Linked DNA regions of Homo sapiens: region 1 is linked to region 2. A link is an interaction called in ENCODE POLR2A ChIA-PET data of the cell type or tissue named here. Cell type or tissue: PC-9. All regions are shown on one strand. Each heading gives the region's core, and the rest is flanking DNA. Links, peaks and the distances in the headings are about the cores only.

The links. ChIA-PET counts read pairs that join two places held together with the same protein. Peaks named below come from ENCODE experiments on the same cell type or tissue, not always from the same donor. Only the 100,000 strongest peaks of a DNase experiment are listed, where the experiment ranks them.
Region 1: POLR2A ChIA-PET joins it to region 2 with 7 read pairs; 2 of 35 experiments call an interaction of 5 or more read pairs at or near these places.

The regions. Positions count from the first base shown.
Region 1 is chr13:93,416,686-93,422,080 of GRCh38, reverse strand. All of the region lies in intron 1 of GPC6 (glypican 6), which reads right to left. Among named protein-coding and RNA genes, the nearest start is that of GPC6, 190 kb to the right of the region's middle. In PC-9, for the core only: no CTCF peak of the experiment used is centred there; no DNase peak of the experiment used is centred there.
Region 2 is chr13:93,473,105-93,478,499 of GRCh38, reverse strand. The region is part of intron 1 of GPC6 (glypican 6); the gene reads right to left. Among named protein-coding and RNA genes, the nearest start is that of GPC6, 250 kb to the right of the region's middle. RefSeq lists an enhancer at 4,234-4,820. In PC-9, for the core only: no CTCF peak of the experiment used is centred there; a DNase peak (open chromatin) is centred at 2,109.

The DNA.
Region 1 (5,395 bases), core at 231-5,230, 57 kb after region 2:
TGGAAGTGTATCAAGGTGAATATTTCAGCAGAGATTTTCATTTCTGATTATATTTAACTTTATTAATAACAAAGAGATTCAAAAATTCTATTAAAATATAATGTTGAAAATTGCAACTATAATGTAATTGCACCAAGGTCAGGAGAAAAAATACTCTATCAGTTAGGCTGAGGGAATCAATCATCCACTGTGCATATGAAGCAAATGTCACATACTCCACTTAGCATCCACTTTAATAACAGTTCTGGAACAGGTCTTCAAGCTAATAAAAAACAACTTTCCTTTTCAATAATTTTCACTTTCTGGTCAGAACAACTACATGCTCAAACAATAGGCAAGACAGCCATTTTAGTCATTTTTTTTTTCACATTTTCCACCTGCTTCCATTAAAAGGATGTTAAGTGGTGCAAACTAGACACATGGGGTAATTTCACGTGAATCTGCACATTAGGGACTTTCAAATAGTTCAATAAATGTTGCATTATACACCACTTAAAGCAATATGGTTTTAAACAGTGTGAGGGATATTCCCAATGTATATAGCTCGACGTTGTTCTTAAAGAACAAGATATTTTATCTGCCTCTAAGCAATAGTCATTTTAGAATTTAGTAAAGTAGTGAGCAGAAAATCAATTCCTGACAATTATCATTAAGAATGTTTTTTTTAAAACAAAATAACAATAATGCTAAAAGCCAGTACTACCATTTAAATAAGATAACAGGAATTTGACAAAAATGAAGTTCATGAGCCAACTGCTTTATACATGACGGCCTGAGGAGTGTGGGGCTCCTAACCAGGTGGATACATCCTGTGCTAGTCCCAAGGAAACATTAATAGTTGACACAGCACCATAAACTCCTCTTCAATCTTTATCTCTTTCTCTCTCTCCATGCCCATTTGCCCAACAGTCTCACAGAAAGTCACTTCACCCAGCTAATGAGGCTGCAGCTGATTCCCTCTAGTTGCCAGATACTTCCCCCGCCCACGCCGCCGTCACTCAATCCTCCAGACACAATGTTGTTGTTTTATGCCTGGCGTGCTCTCATCTTAGGCCCTTTGCACTCGTGCTTCCCTTGGGTTGAAGTTCTTTCTGGAGATTTTCTCATGCTTGGCTTCCTGTAGTCATTCAGGATCCACCATGACCCTGACACTCAATGTAATTAGATACTCCCATTCCATTGAATTACCTGTATTGTCTTCATGGGACTTAACACTACTGAACCTCCTACTAGTCAAAACTCCATGAGAGTAAGATCCTTACCTTAATAACCATGGTATCCCCAGGACTTACAGCAGTTCCTTGGCATATGGTGGGACTCCAGTGAATTTTTGTTGACTGGACAAATGAATACATAACTGAACCAGTATATTTTGCTCAAATGACTGCAAAGGTCTCTCCTGTTTTCTGTTTCTTTCTACACAGAAAAACAAGGATAATCCTTCTAAAATGAACATTAGATGTCACTTTCCTTCTTCAAACATTCCATGGGTTCTCCTTGTAATTAAAAATCCAAATTCCATATCATAGTCTTCAAGGTCCAGCAAAATCTGCCTTCTGCAGAATTCTCCAACCTCACCTCATTCCCACTCTTTTTAACCTCTCTCACCCATCCCCATAGCAAGCTCACTCCCTCTGAGGGCTTTTGCATTTTCCATTCCTTCTGCTTTGAAAGCCATTCTCCAACTCAGCATGGACACCTCCTTCCCACGGTAGTCCCATCAGGACTCAGTTCAAATAGCACCTCCTCAAAAGACCTTTCCTGACTACCTTCATTAAACTGGGATCAGAGAGCAAACTAGGACTATGATTTTCATTTGAATACATATATTTATAAAGAAACAGAAAAAGTAACTTTGATTAGGGTGGATAAGAACAGCTTCTATCAATTTATCAGGACGGTGAAAACTCAGTTTAAGTTTGACAACATTGTTGGTGCTATATGCATATTAATCTTTCCAGAATGTTACTTTTTAGCTCTGTAATTATAAATCTTTTCTGTAAAATAGTAATTTTGGGCAAAAACAATGTTGTTCTATCGTGTGTGTGTGTTGGGGTTGGATATTATTAGATATTATGCAATGAGCCTGTTACCTTTATTCTCCTATTCAGCTGTAATTAAACAATTAATCTTTCCTTCTTACAACCTCCTACTTCTACAATTCTCTTTCCCTCCCAATATAATAGACACAGTAGGGCAGACCAATTTCATAGCTTCAATTCTGCTTGTATTTATATTTAAAGTTCAAACGTTTAATGTAGAAACAGTGTCATCTCCAAACATGGTTCCTACAATTCTTAACAAGTTCATAAACACAATAAAAGGAACATTGTCATCAAAGGAGGATGGCTGTCATGAAGGAATGGCACACAGGCAGACCCTCAGCAAAGAGCCTCACAGAACTGTTGCTAATAGGAGGCTTCACTGTGTTACAGGCTTGGATTCAATCCGCATGGAGATGCTGTATTATCGGTTGAAAGGCAAATATAAAAATACACATTTCCGTTGTGTTTCATTTTATTTCATAGAAATCTCACTTCAAATAATATTCCAAGCACTTAGCTCCATAATAGCAAAGTGGATAAGGAAATACATTTCTAAATGGTTTCCAAACTACAAAGGTTGAAATGCAAGCAACCTTTCTATGTTACTCTGCATTAACATAGTATTTTAATTGCTACAAACATTACCGATATAAGGAGATGCTAACATTTTTCAAATACCTTTACATAGAGAACTGAGCCATAAAAAGCTCAAAGACACACACTCAAAGTTATTTACAAGTGAATCCATCCTTTTAAATTTGGTGATCTAGCTTTCAACTAATCACAAAGAGAATATATGTATATTATTCTTATAGTCCCATTTTTACCCAGATGTTGACCTGAATATAAGTACCAGTATTAAATGTTTCCTCACAGACCTTTCTACATGCATTTTATGATCAGATTTCCTAAAATATGTATAGCTTTTAATACCATAATGTAGAAATTTAGGTATGAAAAGCTATACATATTTTAGGAAATCTGATAATGTTATTAATAAAATAATACTATGGCATAGTGCTATTAATAAAATGATACTATGGTATAGTGCTATTAATAAAATGATACTACAGTATAGTGCTATTAATAAAATAATACTATGGTATAGTGCTATTAATAAAATAATACTATGGTATCGTGCCATTAATAAAATAATACTATGGTATAGTGCCATTAATAAAGTGATGCTACGGTATAGTGCCATTAATAAAGTGATGCTATGGTATAGTGCCATTAATAAAGTGATGCTATGGTATAGTGCCATTAATAAAGTGATGCTACGGTATAGTGCCATTAATAAAATGACACTACGGTATAGTGCTATTAACAAAATGACACTACGGTATAGCACTATTAATAAAATACTACGGTATAGCGCTATTAATAAAATGATACTACGGTATAGCGCTATTAATAAAATGATACTACGGTATAGTGCTATTAATAAAATGATACTATGGTATAGTGCTATTAATAAAATAATACTACAGTACAGTGCTATTAATAAAATAATACTATGGTATAGTGCTATTAATAAAATAACACTACAGCATACTGCTATTAATAAAGTAATACTACAGTATAGTGCTATTAATAAAGTAATACTATGGTATAGTGCTATTAATAAAATAATACTACGGTATAGTGTTATTAATAAAATAATACTATGGTATAGCATTATTAATAAAAATAGGGTATAGTTAATGATAATTAATTGTATATTTTAAAATAACTAAAAGTATATAATTGGATTGTTTGTAACACAAAGGATAAATGCTTGAGGGGTTATTTATTCCATTTATCATGATGTGATTATTATGCATTATATGCCTATATCGAAGTATCTCATGTACTCTACAAATATATACACTTAATACTATGCACACACAAAAATTAAAAGTTAAAAAAAATTTTAAATACTAAAATTAAAAATTAAAATAATAGAAGTTGGACATCCTCTGAGATTGAGACATATTTTGAATTGTTTGTATTTCCAAGTACAATTGACAAATGTTGAATCATGTTTGACAAGTAAAGTATCGATTCTTATAAAGTATGAAAGCTAATCAGGACTCTGTAATTCAGCAGGTAGAAGTGAATCGTTGACAAATGAAATGAATGGTCCCCAGAGAAATTGTTCCCTTCTGAGAGATTTCTGAAGGAAAGGTTTATTTTTTATTTTTTATTTTTTTGTCCAAAACCAAGTATATCCTCATAATATAGAAGATTTTTATCCATATATAGATTTTTCATTTACATCCCAGTTCTAATCTGTTCTTGCAGGCACTATTTCTTAACTGGATATATATTTAAAAACATGTGTACAACAGTTTTGTAAATTCAAAATAACTCACACACAGCTTGGCCACGCTTTCTCTCTTTGATTTTGTTTAAATTTTCAATTACTCTTCAAAACATTTCAAAAAATACTGAGATCCTGCCCAATCCTCTCCCCCACCTCATTTTGGTTATTTCATGAAAGAAGTAATTCAGCACAGGAGGAACCAGACTGGAACAGTAACTCACAGAAAAAGAACAGATTACACTACAAGGCCATTGATCCTCTGCATGATGGTTTCTGGGTGTGGGAGCTCAAAAGAGAATGGAAACTGGTGATGAAAAACTGGTTCAGTATCATGATGTGCTCCAGAGACTGGCTATAACATTTAGTTAGTGAAAGAAAGGCACCAGCAATAAATAAGAGTATCTTCCACAGATATTCATTAAAATCCCTTCTTTATGAGTAACTTAACATTACTCCAAGGCTATGTCACTAAAAAAATAAAATAAAATAACAAAAAAACTGTGAAATCCACTGAAAGTGAAACATGTCCTTGGGAAAGCCATACATATAAGTGAAATATACATTTTCTCATGCCACTGTTTTTCACTTTCCATTGTAAAATTGAAACTGGCATTTACACAGTACATCCTAAAACATATGTTTCTAAAATAAGACAGACACAATAAAAACAGAGCAATGGAATTTGGAAGCTTCACATTATTGCTTCTCACCAGGATTCAAATCCCAGTGGCTTTATTTTTCTGACAAAGGTGAAAGCACATATTTCCAGGTCAAGTGATTCAATGATCAAGGAATACAGGAAAGAAGCACTAGACTTGAAGTCAGAAGACTTGGATGCTAGGCCAGACTCTGCTGTTTATTAGCTGTCAAGCCTCTGGACATCACTTAACTCCTCGGAGCCTCAGTGTTTTTTTCTATAATAACAGGGGGGTTGCCCTGTGTCCTTCACCAAGTTATTGTCAGAATCAAATGAGAATTCAGTGGACACAGAGAGTAGAAGGATGGTTACCAGAGGCTGGGAAGGGTAGTGGAGGGTTGATGTGGG
Region 2 (5,395 bases), core at 64-5,063:
TTTTTTTCTGGTAAATTATGCCTGTGTTGGTGCCACTTGTTGATGTCAGGGTGACAATTTACACAGATACAGTTTACCAAAAACTATACTGTCTGGTGAAGACATTCTGAGAAATCTACTCTGTATCAGACCAATTTGTAAATGGGGATTTCAGGTAGTCATTTATTCAACCTGTACTTCTCAAGCACATTTAGGCATTATTTGGCCTAAAGAGAAGAACTGAAGAAAAAAATGGCTGTGAGACCTGGGCCATGTCTTATTGACGACTTTTTTCACTGGAGACTAGAACTATGTTATAACTCATAGATTAAAACACCGAGCCTGGGCATCTAACATTTCTAGTTTGTTCTATGATTTCTAGGCTGAATTTTCTAAAGAGAGAAATCATTTCTTGACCAGATTTAAACCTTCCCAATAGCCATCTCATAGTAAATGTCCCCAAAATGCCCAATGACCAGGCTCTAGCTACTCTAAAAGCCTCCATTTAAACAGATGTAATAAGACAAAAAAAATGCAAAGAGATAATCCAAGTACCATTAACTATCTTATATATTAATAACTCTAAATAAGCAGCTCATATACGGTACTATGTTAAGATTAAAAGCCTTCATACATTTGTTCTTATATTAAAATGAACACCTGCTGTTAAGTCTGTACTCACTCTGCACATAAGAAACAAATAGTTAAGGAAGCAGTAATTAAAGGAACTCTCAAATACTAGCTTCTTTGGAGAAAAAATAATTTTATGTAGCCAGATTTTACTGATTTGTGCACTCTTAGCTCAATATATGAGAATTATCCTTAAAAGAGTACCAACTCTCAATTCTGTAAGTTATATGCACATTTTCAAATATGGCTCTGATTACATCCTCCTTTTTTTAAGAAAATAAACTATTTATTTGTGAACTGTTTGCTAATGATAGTTAAATTAACTGAGTTTTGGCAGTTCTCTAATCTACTGCAAGATCTTACTAATCCAGTCATTCTCTTCAGTTTTCCTTGGAAGCATGAAAACTTGTTTAAACATCATAAAAATGTTACTATCAGCCCAAACCAGAGGAATGTTGCAAAAGAAAAATTGTAGAGCAATGCCTCTAGCATGTGAAGGCAGCTCTAACATCCATAAAGTCAAGAGGGATCTTCCTTTCTCTCATTCATGGAAAAAACAGTTTATATGATTTAAGAATTCAGGTAACTACACAATTTGAATTTACAAAAATTGTCTTTAATTCTATGAATTTGTAAAAACCTGTTTTTTCTTCCTAAATTAAATAAATATTTTAAAATCTGGGATACTCTAAAATATCACTTTTGTTTTTCATAAATAAAAAAATTTAAATATAAATAATGTTAAACATGAAACCACTGGGAATGCATCACCCATTCCCCAACAGTATTTATAACTAGTCAGAGAACAATGGAGGTGTTTTTCATCAAAACTTTCCTCAGAATATCTACATGCGGTTCTTATAGCTATTATAAAATAATGAACACTGATATCAGCTCATTTAGAAAGTGGATTATAACATAATGTTTTTAAGTGGATTATAACATAATGTTAACAGGAAAATGTTTAAATTCTAAAATTTTCCCTAAATTATTGGAATAGGCTTCAAGAAAATAATCATGTTTCATAGTCACATATTAATATTTGTACATAGCATATTTTAATCATGTTTATACACCCCAATATTTTATTTATAAAATAGTGTGAACAAAATAAAAGGTCTGCCATCTTACAAAAAAAAGTCATTTAATATTGGATAAATAGTTCTAAGGGCAGAAAATGCTGAAGCAAAGGCAGTAACCAACATGCCTTGAAAAATTACTTCTACTTTTTACATGTTAGCTATTTAGTGATAGAAATGTGAAAGTTTGGAAAAGCACTTACAGTAATCAACAATTATGTATTAAGAACTCTATCCACCAAAATAATTCAAGTACGATGTAGCAAAAACTTATGGATACATTTTTTGTAAATAGTGTTTACTGATGAACTGAGGTGGCATGCAGAACCCCGCAGTTGGATTGTTATTTGAAACAAGTTGGGCAACTTTTCATTGCTTGTTCCTACCATAAAAAAAGCTACTGACATGCCAATGGATGACTAAGACTGGAGAGAAGTCAAGAGGGGAGCATTCTTTTGAAGACCAGTGGCTACGTTTATATTATTTAGTTGCGCGCATGCACACACACACACGCACGCACACACAGACACGCACACACACACAAATAGGAATAGCAAGTCATACTAATTTCTATTGCAGAAAATCTGAATAAAAATGTTCAGAGGGACATCCTTCCAACACTTATTTTCCTGTTACATCAATAGTTTAAAATGTGCTGCTGACTTCTCATGCTGTTGAAGGTAGCAAAATTCACATTAATATTCTTATTTGAATTGATTTTCCCATAAAATATAGGGAGACCATACTAATATGAAAAAATCAGTCAGGTGACTATCCCATATAGTTTAACAGTACTCATATATATTTAAGAGGACATGAACAGGGAATACTCTCTCATAAAAAAAAAAAATCCCAGTCATTCTCAAAAGCGTAACAAATAATTCTCCTAGACTATCTTATTAGCAATATCATGAATTATACAACAGAAATGCTTGTTCAAATGTTTTTTCTGATAAGAAACACTGCATTTTAAAAAGCACCCTCTATTTTAATATTTAATACCTCAGCCTATCTAGATCTCCAAAAGTAACAAGCTATTTCAGAAAGAAGTGCACTTCTAGTAATGTTAAAAGCATTTCTGGCGTTTTATATTATCTGCTTTTTAATGACTGTATTTTCCTAGCATTAAAAATGAATTAATCTCTTTCTCCCTAAGTACTCTCTTGAACATATAGTGAAAGAAATAGTTCAACAGGTTATTTTCCCTTGCTAAAGCCACATAGATCGTTGCCTCTCTTTGCATATCTGGTTTAAAAGCAAAACATCTTACTGTGCATCCAACTCAAAGCTCATCACCTGTATACAGTTTCAGATATAGAAAGTTTTATTATTTTCTATAGAAAATAGAAAAAGTACTGATTTTAGGCTAGAGTATTGAAACACAAATGAAACGTAAATTAAGGTACTATCATACAGTTTCATTCAGCAAGAAAGTTGGTTATTTTAACTCTACAGTGTAAAAATAAAATCATTTTAAGTAATTAACATTAATAATTTGGAATAGTCTATAAGAAATGCAAGCAATTGCCTCCCATCAATTCTCCAAAATTATATTACAGTTATTAAATAGAGGTGTTCTTGCTTTTGCATTCTGACATGTTTCAATCATCATAGTGGTTGCTGTGTGTGTTTGTGTGTGTGTGTGTGTGTGTATTTATTTATTTATCTAAGGATTCAGGTCTCACCCTGTCACCCAGACTGGAGTGTCGTGGCATGATCATAGCTCAGTGCAGCCTTGAAATCCTAGAATCAATCGTCTGGCCACAGCCTCCTGAGTAGCTGCAATTATAGGCACATGCCACCACACCTGCCTAATTATTTTATTTTTTTAGAGGCTGGGTCTTGCAATGTTGAAGTTCTGACCTCCAGCAATCCTTCTGCCTCAGCCACCTGAGTTGTTGGAATTATAAGCATAGCCACCATCCCTGGCACTAAGTATTAATTTAAATCACACTGATGGAACAATAGCATTATAATTACTTTAAAAAATGGAATAAAAAAGTTTCGACCCCAGGTAAGATGGGAGTGATCACCTTCCAACATGACTCTCACTGAAGACAGCCACAAAACCCGGACAGACTGCAAGGACCAGCTATTTGAAGGCTTTGAAAAGTACACAGTATATGGAAGAGTAGAGAAGAAGATCAGAATTCAAAATACCATTAATCCAATAATGAGTTTGGAATTTTTTCCCTCCAGTATATCCTGGGCTGAACTCAACACACTGGGGTTCCAGAAGGTAGGACCAACTATGTTTTTTCTCTGCCCTCCCAAAACTTGGCCCTGGGTGCTGGCACAGTTACAGAAGGTCATGGTAAACAGTGGTAACTAAAGTCTCAGCACTCTGCTTGGGGGAAAAAGAAGGCTCAGACAACTGGAAAATTCCAGAGAATAATGGCAGAGAAAATGTTGAGAAAGTAACCACAAACATTTTTATAAACACCTGGGCTCATCTACAGCTCCCTAAATGTAGACTTGATCCTATTCAGCACACTAAAAACCTTGAGAAGTGAATCCATATATAGTCTACCACCCAGGACTCAAGTTGGACCCTGGAAGGTACACACAAGAAACAGATCCAAGTAACACTGTGAAGACTTGAAAACTTATCTGACATCAGGACTACAACCTACAGAAGGCAAGTTGAAAGTTGTGGCCTAAACTCAGCCAGCTTAACTGACCACTAAAAATATAAATATCAACAGTTTCCACAGCATTTAAACAAGACAGAGTCTCATGTAATAATGATGTCAGCTACAGGCAATCCGGAGCAGCTGCTGCCATGGTGCTGGCTGCAGTGGGGAGATGTGAGTGATGGCAGCAGGGGGAACTGAAGAAGCAGCAGTGGCAGCAGTGGGTCTCTTTGCCCCACATACCCAAGGCAGCCGACTACACAGCCAACCACACCACCCCCACCTTCACATAGCCAGGTGGGACCTACCCAGAGGCCCAGACTATAAAATCCATGGCTTGGGATTCGGCCCTGTGTCGCCACTCTTGCCTGATGCTGCTGTGGGGAGGACACAGGGAGGAGGTGGAGCTGGGCCTGGGATGGTGCCACATTCCATGGAGACACCATGATGGGGCCAGGCCAAGCCATCTGCCAGTAGGGGAGCAGCATGGTCAGGCACAGAGGAGTGGGCAAAGAGGGGCCCTGTGAGGACCTGAAGTCCCCAAATCAGGCTGTGAGGAGGCACAACTGGTGCTGCCTGTATGCTCTACCAAGTGCATATGCATGCGCTCCACTGCCTTCCCATGTGCAGGTCCCAGGCATCTCTGGATTCTGCACCCTCAGGGGTCTGGGAAGGCCCTCCTGACCCCACAGGCTTGGTGGTGACTGCTCTCACTTCCTGGCCTTTCCCCATTCCCAGTGCCTGCTCCGATCTTGTAGTGGGGTTGGGGCCAAGCATGGGTGCTATCACAGCCCAGCCAGGTGTGTGCACGCTCCAGCAGTGCTGACACATCATCCCCCTGCACCCTGGCCTGCTCCATACTTTGGGCACCAAAGAGTGGGTGGGGGAAACAAGTAGGGGCTTAGGGCAGTTCAACACTGACCTATAGGTGCCCCTTGGTGAGAGCAGCCTGGGCCCATGGACGGCAGCAGGAGGCAGACAGGCTCCTGGACAAAAGGGGGCAGGTCCCTGGTGAGGCCCTACCTTCAGGCCAGGCTGCCAGTCCCACTCACTGAAGTGGGAATTGCAGTGACT